Linked DNA regions of Homo sapiens: region 1 is linked to region 2. A link is a loop called in an ENCODE intact Hi-C map of the cell type or tissue named here. Cell type or tissue: gastrocnemius medialis. All regions are shown on one strand.

Region 1 (5,000 bases), 1.5 Mb after region 2:
TATGGGGTTTTACTATGTTGGCCAGGCTGGTCTCAAACTCCTGGCCTCAAGTGATCCACCCGCCTTGGCCTCCCAAAGTGCTGGGATTACAGGCATGAGCCACTGTGCGCGGCCTGTATGTCTTTTGTTTTCTGTTAATCTGTCTTTTGTCAGTCTAATTTGCAGGTCCCAGACACAAAACTTAGGGGGATAGAGGAAAGCTTTTTTCCCTCCCTTCCAAGGTATATGTCTATTCTATCCATTAAAGGAAACAGAAAGAAAAAGCTATTCAGAAGTTATAAGAAGAGCAAACTGAAATGTGATATGACTTGAATAAATAGAAGGGTAAAAGTAAAAGGAATCCATTTTTTCACCTTTTTGGGTGGATATTTTTGGCAACATTAAATTACCTTTCCATCTTTATGGATCTTACATACTATTTGATTCTGCAATTAATATTTATGTTATCTTTTGTTTGAGACAGGGTCTTACTTTGTCACCCAGGCTAGAGTGCAGTGGCACCATCACAGCTCACTGCAGCCTCGACCCCCTGGGCTCCAGCAATCCTCCCACCTCAGCCTCCCAAGGAGTTGGGACTACAGGTGCATCCCACCACACCTGGCTAATTTTGTTTATTTTTTGTAGAGATGAGGTCTCACCATGTTGCCCAGAATGGTCTTGAACTGGCCTCAAGCAATCTTCCCACCTCAGCCTCCCAAAGTGCTGGGAGTAAAAGCATGAGCTACCACGCCCAGGCTGTATATTATCTTAATATTAGGAATGTCTCTTATTGGTTTTTAGCCTTTTTTATTTAAAGTCAAGCTATACACAAAGTACAGAAAGCCAACTTAAAATTACAGAACAGAGTGCAGAAGTTACTAGCCTAGATAATGAAATTAATCAGCGGGCCAGTTGAGAGGGGAAAGGATGGAGGCCTGGGATGGTGGTCACCATCTACTTTCCTCATCTTACAGAACAGGGAGAAGGTAGATAATGTCAAAACTCGATAAATCAACAGATTAAAATTTATACATATTAAAGTTATCCATGCAACCATTAAATATCTTAATATATGTTTATAAATATATATTTTATATTTATATATATTTTTATATATAAATATATATTTTATATTTATATATATTTTTATATATAAATATATATTTTATATTTATATATATTTTTATATATAAATATATATTTTATATTTATATATATTTTTATATATAAATATATATTTTATATTTATATATATTTTTATATATAAATATATATTTTATATTTATATATATTTTTATATATAAATATATATTTTATATTTATATATATTTTTATATATAAATATATATTTTATATTTATATATATTTTTATATATAAATATATATTTTATATTTATATATATTTTTATATATAAATATATATTTTATATTTATATATATTTTTATATCTAAATATATATTTTATATTTATATATATTTTTATATCTAAATATATATTTTATATTTATATATATTTTTATATATATATATATTTTATATTTATATATATTTATATATATATATATTTTATATTTATATATATTTTTATATATAAATATATATTTTATATTTATATATATTTTTATATATAAATATATATTTTATATTTATATATATTTTTATATATAAATATATATTTTATATATATTTTTTTATATATAAATATATATTTTATATATATTTTTTTATATATAAATATATATTTTATATTTATATATATTTTATATATAAAAATATATATATTTTTATATAATATAAAATATTTTTTATTATAATAATAATAAACACCTTCCCCAGAGACAACCTGGAAAGCCTGCTCCAGGTGAGGTCAAAGGAGGACAATGTCCTCTCGTGCCCGAAGTGCTGCCGGCTGTTCAGCAGGAAGACCTGGAGAGGCAGACCCCCTGGGAACCAACTTCCCACTGCGCTACTCTTTCCCTTCTGCCTGGCACAGGGAGTGCCGGGGGCTGGTCTAGGATGATTCACCTGCCTTCAGGCCATCCATGTTAGATATTCCCATAAGCCACTGAGCTCAGACTTTTGAAAGACAATTTCAGCCAGGCGCGGTGGCTCACACCTATGATCCCAGCACTTTGGGAGGCCGAGGCGGGCAGATCACCTGAGGTCAGGAGTTCGAGACCAGCCTGGCCAAAGTGGTGAAACCTTGTCTCTACTAAAAATACAAAAATTAGCCAGGCGCGGTGGTGCATGCCTGTAATCCCACCTACGTGAGAGGCTGAGGCAGGAGAATTGCTTGAACCTGGGAGGTGGTGGTTGCAGTGAGTTGAGATGGCACCATTGCACTCCAGCCTGGGTGACAAGAGCAAAACTCCGTCTTGAAAAAAACAAAGGAAGGAAGGAAAGAAAAGAAAAGAAAGTTTCAAAGCCCTTGGTCCTTGCTTCAGATCTGCTTATCTTCTGGGAATTTCCAGCGTCCTTTGCTTGGGGGTGCCTGCAGCTGACTATGACTCCATTAATATAGGGTGGATTCACCCCTGAGATGTCCCAGGGCCAAGCCTCTCACTTCAGGCTTTGTTCATGAGGGTTTCAGTTTGTAGTGTGGGGAAGATATTTTGTTCCTGGGTATCTACAGCAAGCCTTCTGAAATGTGTGTAACAGTCCAGAACAGTCACTGTCAGTCTCTGCTGCCAAGCTTGTCGGTGCCTCGTGTCAGCGCTGACTCACCCAAAGGCCGGTGCAAATCATCATCATCACGACTCTGAGGCTTCTGCCAAACAAATCATAGGCTGCTTGCTCTTCGGGGAAGAATCGTAATTCTGATTGCAGCTGGCCATTCATCAGGTGCTGGGAATCTGCCTAATCTTGTCTGTTGGCCTAGGATATGCCAGCTCCACGCATCTGATGATGACTTTCCCATCCCACACCTCGTCGCAGCCCTCCTCCACATTCCTCAGTCCAGTCTTACCCTTGGAGCGATCAGAACATTCCAACCTCATCTCATAATGGCAGTTCATTCCAGTGTGACTCAACAATTTCCAACAAAGCCTTGAAAAATACTCCCGGAATATTAGGGATTCATGGAGTCACTGAATCATAACAAGGTTAATTGCCAGGGTTGTTGAAATCACCCTGTGTAGCTCTCTCCCCACTGCCAGATGGACAACTGAGGCATGGAGAAGCTTATTGGCTTGCCAAGGATCTTACAGCAAACAACTCCTAAACAGAACTAGAATGCAGAATATACAGAACCTATAGAAATATACAAGCATCAAAGAAGTAGAGGTATTCTGAGGATAATGACAACTAATTGCAAATTCTGATTAAGTATTTTGGAGCTCCTGCCTACATATAATAAGCAGCTGGCCTCTATGTGTTCTTAATTACAGCTGTTGGAATTGGAGTTATATGTGAAACAAGTACTCTATTTTAATATTTCAAGCTCAGACATAGTGAATGGCGGGAGAGGGTGGAAACCCCTTCCCTGGGGGACTGAAGGTAGAGTGGGGCCATCTGGGGTGGTTGGGCTGCTGTGTGGGGAGCAGCCTCTGACTCTGTGCAATTTATGTGACAGCCCCAGAGCTTCGGGCTCTGTGACTACACGTGCCAATTGCCTGCAGGAGCAGGTCCCTGCACAGAGCATAAAATGCTCTCCTGAAGCATCTTTTTAAAGTGCCCACATACCAGGTCCCAAGGACTGCCGCTGGGAAGTAAGCAGCAGGCGCTCATGAATTTCTAATAGAGGAAAAATGATTTTCATGCAACATCCTTGAGAAATCAAAGCATGTGAGAATCATCAAGATAGGTAAAAATTTGAATATCAGCATATTTATCTCTTCAGGGGATTTTTGAACAATTTCTCTGATGTTTCAAGTTCAGCAAAATACATACTTCTGAGGTCCTCTTTGCATTGATTTTAGGTATCTTAGGGGAAATGTATTCTCCCACTAATAATCTACCAGAAAGCAGCTCTGAGCGTTTCTTTCTAGTAACTCCTGGGGTCCTGAGACTTGGGACTTGGACTCAGCGGTCTGCATTCAGGTCGAGTTCAGTCATTGGGATGGAAGTGATACAGTCCCCCTTGGGAGCGATACCAAAGTGCTTACCGAGCACTTGCTTCAAGCTGAGATGACTGAACTCTCCTCCCCTCTCCTGCCCCTTCCTCTGATATCCTAAATAAAGGGAGAGAGTTCACAGCTCCTGGACAGTATTCGCAGAACATGTACTGCACCCTTTCCTCAGGATGTATTTAGTGAATCCTAATCTTGAGAAAGACTGACTCCCTGAACTTTAAGGTTAGAAATAATTAGACAAGAAAATCCCTTCTCTGGATTTCTTGTAACTGTCAAAAATGATGAGTAGTGGAAAAATGGCTTCAGGTCATACTTCTCGCTCTCCCTGAACCTTTGCACTGTATTGTGTATAAAAAGAATATAATGTCCCTGTGTCATGATAGGGTGAATGTTGCTATTTCTGCCTTTTGACTGTTCATTATCATTTGCTATCATAAGCCAAGGGCCTGATAGATAGCTGCAGAAACCTAAATAAATGCAATAATTACTCAGGACTGTTCAACCCACTCATCCTCTCATTCACCTCTCCTGTACTACAGAAAATACCTCCTTTTGTCTTGGCAAACACAATTTGGAAAAATGGTTTAAGCCCTGGCAGCAATAGATAGCTAATTATATTCTATTTTGATTGCCTTAGAGGTTAGCCAGCCAGAAAGCAACATTTCATTTCCATGTTCTGAAGAATTTTAAGGCATCCCAGTTCCATTTTTTCTTTTTCTTTTCTTTATTATTTATGTAGTTCTAAATATACATAAGCATTATCTCTCTGCTTCACATGCAGTGCTCTGAAAATGCATTCCAACACTCTTCCATTCTCCATAGAGTGCAAACTCCTTGAAGGTAGAGATTATTTTTCATATTAGATGTATGCCAGGACTTATTTTATCCCTATAGATTCAAGATCAATGCCATGATCTTGCAATGACAGCATAGAGACTCCACAAAAATCTG
Region 2 (5,000 bases):
CACATAGAATTCAGCCAAGCGCATGCCAGAGGCTCGGATATTTATGAGAAAAAGACAGAAATTAGCTCAATAACTATTCCCGATGAACTGATATAAATCTGGAGGTATACCTCTAGTACCCTCTTTAAGACCTGTCCTTGGCATTGTGCTTTTCAACATGACTACAGGCATGCGCCACCACGCCCAGCTAATTTTTGTATTTTTAGTAGAGAGGGGGTTTCACCATGTTGGCCAGGATGGTCTCCATCTCTTGACCTCATGATCCACCCACCTTGGCCTCCCAAAATGCTGGGATTACAGGCGTGAGCCACTGTGGCTGGCCAACATGTTTATTGTGAGGGCATTGAGGGCATGCTAAGAAAGTTTGTAGGTGAGATAGGAACTTCACTGGGAAAGAGGACATTGAACAGCAGAATCAGAATCTAACAGACAGGCTGAAACAATGGACTCAAGTCCAACAAGATGGCATTTAGGAGAAACACATGAAAAGCTGTTCACTCGGGTCCCAAATGCCAACTGCATGTGTAGTGAGCGACTGGGAGGACACAGGGCTCTCAAGCATCACATGGGACAAAGACTTGAGAATTTCACTGGCTGGGTTTAGGCATGAATTAGGACTGCACAGTGTCTGAGGACAAAGCTAATGTACTCTTCAGTCTACACTGACAAGTGAGAGTTGTAATAGCCTTGCCATATTTTGGACCACAACTGTGTGACTATGGGGACCACTGTTAAAGAAGAATCCTGGAGATCTTATGGAAGAGAATGCTAGGAAAGTAAAAGAGTTTGAGATGGACTGAGTGGACTGAGGGAATTGGAGATGCCCTCCCTGAGAGAGAAAAAGCTCTTGGGCAGGACAGGTCATTGATGTGTGAAAGACTGTTATATGAAAGAAGGTTTAGACTTGACCCATGACAATAAATGAATTTTCTTGGACCAAAGTTTCAGGGAAGCCCCGGATAGAAAACTTTCTGATAGTATAAGTTATCTGAAAATGAAAGGGCTGCCTCTTAAGAAAATGATTTTCTTGACACTACAAGTTTTCAAATAGACAAACCAGGCTGTTTTATTGTCTGTGTTGTAGAAGTGATTGTAGTAATAAAATTTATGAAGGATGCACTGTAGGCCAACCTTTGGATACTTTTTTTTGTGTGATCTTATTTAATTCACACATTAGCCTTCCAGAGGATATTATTATCTCCAATATTGAGACTAAGGTCCCATGACTGGTAAATGAGGCAGAGTTTAAAATTCAGGTTTTAGTTGACAGTAGAGACTCTTAACACTGCTCTCATAGCCTTAAGCACAATATTCCATTTTGCTTTTGAGGACATTTAATGTCCCTTCAGAACTGGAAATCTGATCATTTTAATAGGTTACCACCTTTTTTTTGTACATTATATCAATGCTTTGCTCTTGTTAGTACAACATTGGGAAACCTAGATTTGTTTATCCTGTGAACAGTTTGATCTTTACTGGTAGAGTTTTTTCTTAGAAAAAAACAGTGATATGTTTCTTAGTACAATTGATGGCATTAAATGTTTTGATTGTGGTCTTATGGCTTTACTCCACTACTTGCTAGAGGAAAATAATTTTCTGCTTCATTAATGATGGTTTGAACTGATCTGACAGAAAGTGAATCCTGTGCCATTCAAATAATGCTTGGAAAATCCATTGGATTTTTGTTTATTTCTTTGTTTTCCGATTAAGGGGGACTTTTAAAAACAAAAATTTAGGGAAATGCTTCTGGTTTTCGGAAACATTTATTCACATTTCTTGGGGTTGGAGAGAACTGACATGTTTTAAATTTGTTAGAGTCATAGTGAACAAAGGGGAAGAGTTGCAGGTCTCAAGTCTAGAGCTGTAGGCCCTGGAAAGGAAAAATTGCAAAAGTGTCCAGAGAACAGTGTGTTCATGGCTTTATTTGCTGTTAGTCCGAGGCCTGAGGTCACCCTGGCAGATGGGTCACTTGCACTGCAAGCACTCATGCTGGCCTCAGGGACAGGGATGAGGTCACTGGCACATTTCAAGAACAGCTTCCTTTCTTTATGCATACACCACTTTCCTGGTCCTTGTTAAGGGTCTCCTTCCTCTTGCGGTTCCCATCTCTGCAGCTGACCCCAGTTCTGACTGTGTCTGGGGAAATGGGTTGGTGAGGGCCTCCTTCTGGGACTATCTGTCCACCTGATCAGTGATATAGACACTGTGCCGCGGAGAGGAGCCACATCTCCCAGCCAGCCTGCCAGCAGAGTAATTGGCTCAGGGTTACAAGTTGTGACAAGTGGTTTTTGGATCCTAATCTGAAATATGTCGGTTTAACATGACCTGGCATTGTTACCTGATGTTTTTAAATGCCCGTACTTTTTCCAGAAAGTGGGAACTGATACACAGCAGTGGCATGTCCTACTAATTTTCATAAGATCTAAATTGATCAGGATGCTTTATTACTTTTTTTATTCCACAGTATATTTTTCCTCTTTGACTCTAAAGTGCATGTGCACGCGTGTACACACACACACACAGACACAAACATGTGTGCACACACACACACCCCCCCTCACTCATTTGGGAGATCTAACACTGCACATATAAATATTGAAACTTCCAGGCTGGGCGCGGTGGCTCACACCTGTAATCCAAGCACTTTGGGAGGCTGAGGCAGTTGGATCAGGAGGTCAGGAGTTCGAGACCAGCCTGGCCAACATGGTGAAACCCCGTCTCCACTAAAAATACAAAAATTAGCCAGGCGTGGTGGCACGTGCCTATAATCCCAGCTACTCAGGAAGCTGAGGCAGGAGAATTGCTTGAACTCGGAAGGCGGAGGTTGCAGTGAGCCAAGATCGTGCCGTTGCACTCCAGCTCTGGGCGACAGAGCAAGACTCCGTCTTGAGGAAAAAAAAAAAAAAAGAAATTTCCACATGCATTTCCATCAGAGAACTAATTCCATCTCCCCTTACCTAGCCCCTTGCTCTCCTGCCTAGCCTGTGGGAATCTTTGAAGATTCTTTGTATTCTAAGAACTGTCCCAAGAACAAAGTAGATGCTCAAGCAATGTTTGCTGAACTAGACTACATTTGATTCCATGTAACCAAATGACTTTATCTACATTTTTTTCTATTCCTTTTATTCATTAGCACCCACTAAATATACTCCACTATTCTAGGAATAGGGAAAAAAATTCATGAACAAATTAGAAAACAATCCTACCCTGATGGTGCCTTACAGTCTTAATTACGTGAATAGAAGCTATTGTTGTTATTCTTACTTTTCAGGTAAGGAGAATTGAGGCTTTTGTCACATAGGAAGAAAAAATTATGAGCAAGTCTTGCCCTTAAAATCATTCTGATGGTCAAATGCAAATTTGCTATTTTGGTGGACTCTTGAGAATGTGGGAAATAGACCCATGTCCACTTTATGCAAAGAGAAAAAGCTGGCATGAGTGGGAGTGTTTGAACATCAAGAATGCTTTTGCATTTCTTGGGTTGTGAACAACTGATGGAGTCAACTTATAAATAAGCAGGATCATGACTCATTACCAGGATCTGTACAGAATAAATAATGGCTTCAGAGTTCGAGTAGACTCTAAACTACACAGTTTTAAGGCTTCCCCTTTCTTGGGTTTGAAGAGGATATTTCAAATTATTAGAAAGAAATTCCATCTATGCTACAGAAAAATTGCAGGAAAAAAAAATCCCCAGAAACTAGTTGCATGTCTTTACATTTTTCTTTCTTTTCCTTTTTTAAGTTTTTGTGTTTATGACTAAGTTCATTTTTTATATTGTCTGGAAAGATGCTAATATTCAAATGGCCTCATGACATAAGGACCACTAACAAGGGGTTGAAATAAACATCCTGGAAAGAAAGAATGACTACCTTTAAATATTATGAGCAGTGTACATTTGGCAGAGCAGATCCTTATATTGACTTTAGTAACCTGAAAACTATTCAAAATGTTTTATTTCAGGGATATGCATTCCTGATTGTGATTTCATGGTGTGAATAAAATAAAGTCACTTAAATTGATAGAAACAGTCTGAGCTCTGGCATCAGATAAACATGAGTTCAAGTTCTGGTGCTGCTACTTTCTATCTGTGTAACCTTGGGACTGCTGTGTATCCTCTCTGAGCCTCAATTTCTTCATCTGTAAAATGTGGAAAATTATATATTAATACGTTATTTTAAAGATTAAAGGTGATAATATATATATGAAAAACCAAACACAGAATGTGTCATACTGTAATAGTCCATTTTCATACTGCTGTAAAGAACTGCCCAAGACTGGGTAATTTATAGAGGAAAGAGGCTTAGTTGACTTACAGTTCCGCATGGCTGGGGAGGCTTCAGGAAACTTATAATTATGGCAAAAGGTGACCGGGAAGCAAGGCACCTTCTTCCCAAGGTAGCAGGGAGGAGAATGAACACAGGAGGAACTACCAAACACTTATGACACCATCAGATCTTGTGAGAACTCACTCACTATCTTGAGAATAGCATGGGGGAGACCGCCCCTATGACTTGATTACCTCCACCTTGTCTCTCCCTTGACATGTGGGGATTATGAGGATTACAGGGATTACAATTCAAGATGAGATTTGGGTGGGGACACAAAGCCTAAACCATATCACATACAATATATACACAGTAAAAACTGATACCCATTAATCATTTCCTGTTGCTTAAACCTAAGGTAAAATTTATAGATTTTACATTCTGTATAAATTGGAATTAAAAAGAAAATGAAGTGTCACAATTAAATTAATCACAAAACATATAAAAGGAAATACAGGAATATTTTTGCTGTATTCTTAGTAGCCATAGTGTATCTCTGTTCTCTGAAGACTTTTAGTTGCAAGAAACATTGACCTACCTAAATGAATTCAAGCATAAGTAACTAAATTGTAAATATCTAGATAATTGCATTTCGGTTTCCTGTGGACTGGAATGTAGAATGCCAAGGCTATTTTTATTTTGAGGTTTTTGTTTTTCAGGGGTAACATTTTC

Evidence for each region. Peaks named below come from ENCODE experiments on the same cell type or tissue, not always from the same donor. Only the 100,000 strongest peaks of a DNase experiment are listed, where the experiment ranks them.
Region 1: a loop joins it to region 2, with 5 times the contacts of the local background. A loop is called at or near these places in 1 of 110 quality-filtered maps.

Annotation. Positions count from the first base shown.
Region 1 is chr6:134,906,371-134,911,370 of GRCh38, forward strand. No RefSeq gene overlaps it. Among named protein-coding and RNA genes, the nearest start is that of ALDH8A1, 41 kb to the right of the region's middle. In gastrocnemius medialis, no CTCF peak of the experiment used is centred here; DNase peaks (open chromatin) are centred at 1,919 and 2,701; H3K4me3 peaks cover 1,011 bases; H3K27ac peaks cover 1,670 bases.
Region 2 is chr6:133,433,332-133,438,331 of GRCh38, forward strand. All of the region lies in intron 3 of EYA4 (EYA transcriptional coactivator and phosphatase 4), which reads left to right. Among named protein-coding and RNA genes, the nearest start is that of EYA4-AS2, 21 kb to the right of the region's middle. In gastrocnemius medialis, no CTCF peak of the experiment used is centred here; a DNase peak (open chromatin) is centred at 1,970; H3K4me3 peaks cover 385 bases; H3K27ac peaks cover 4,747 bases.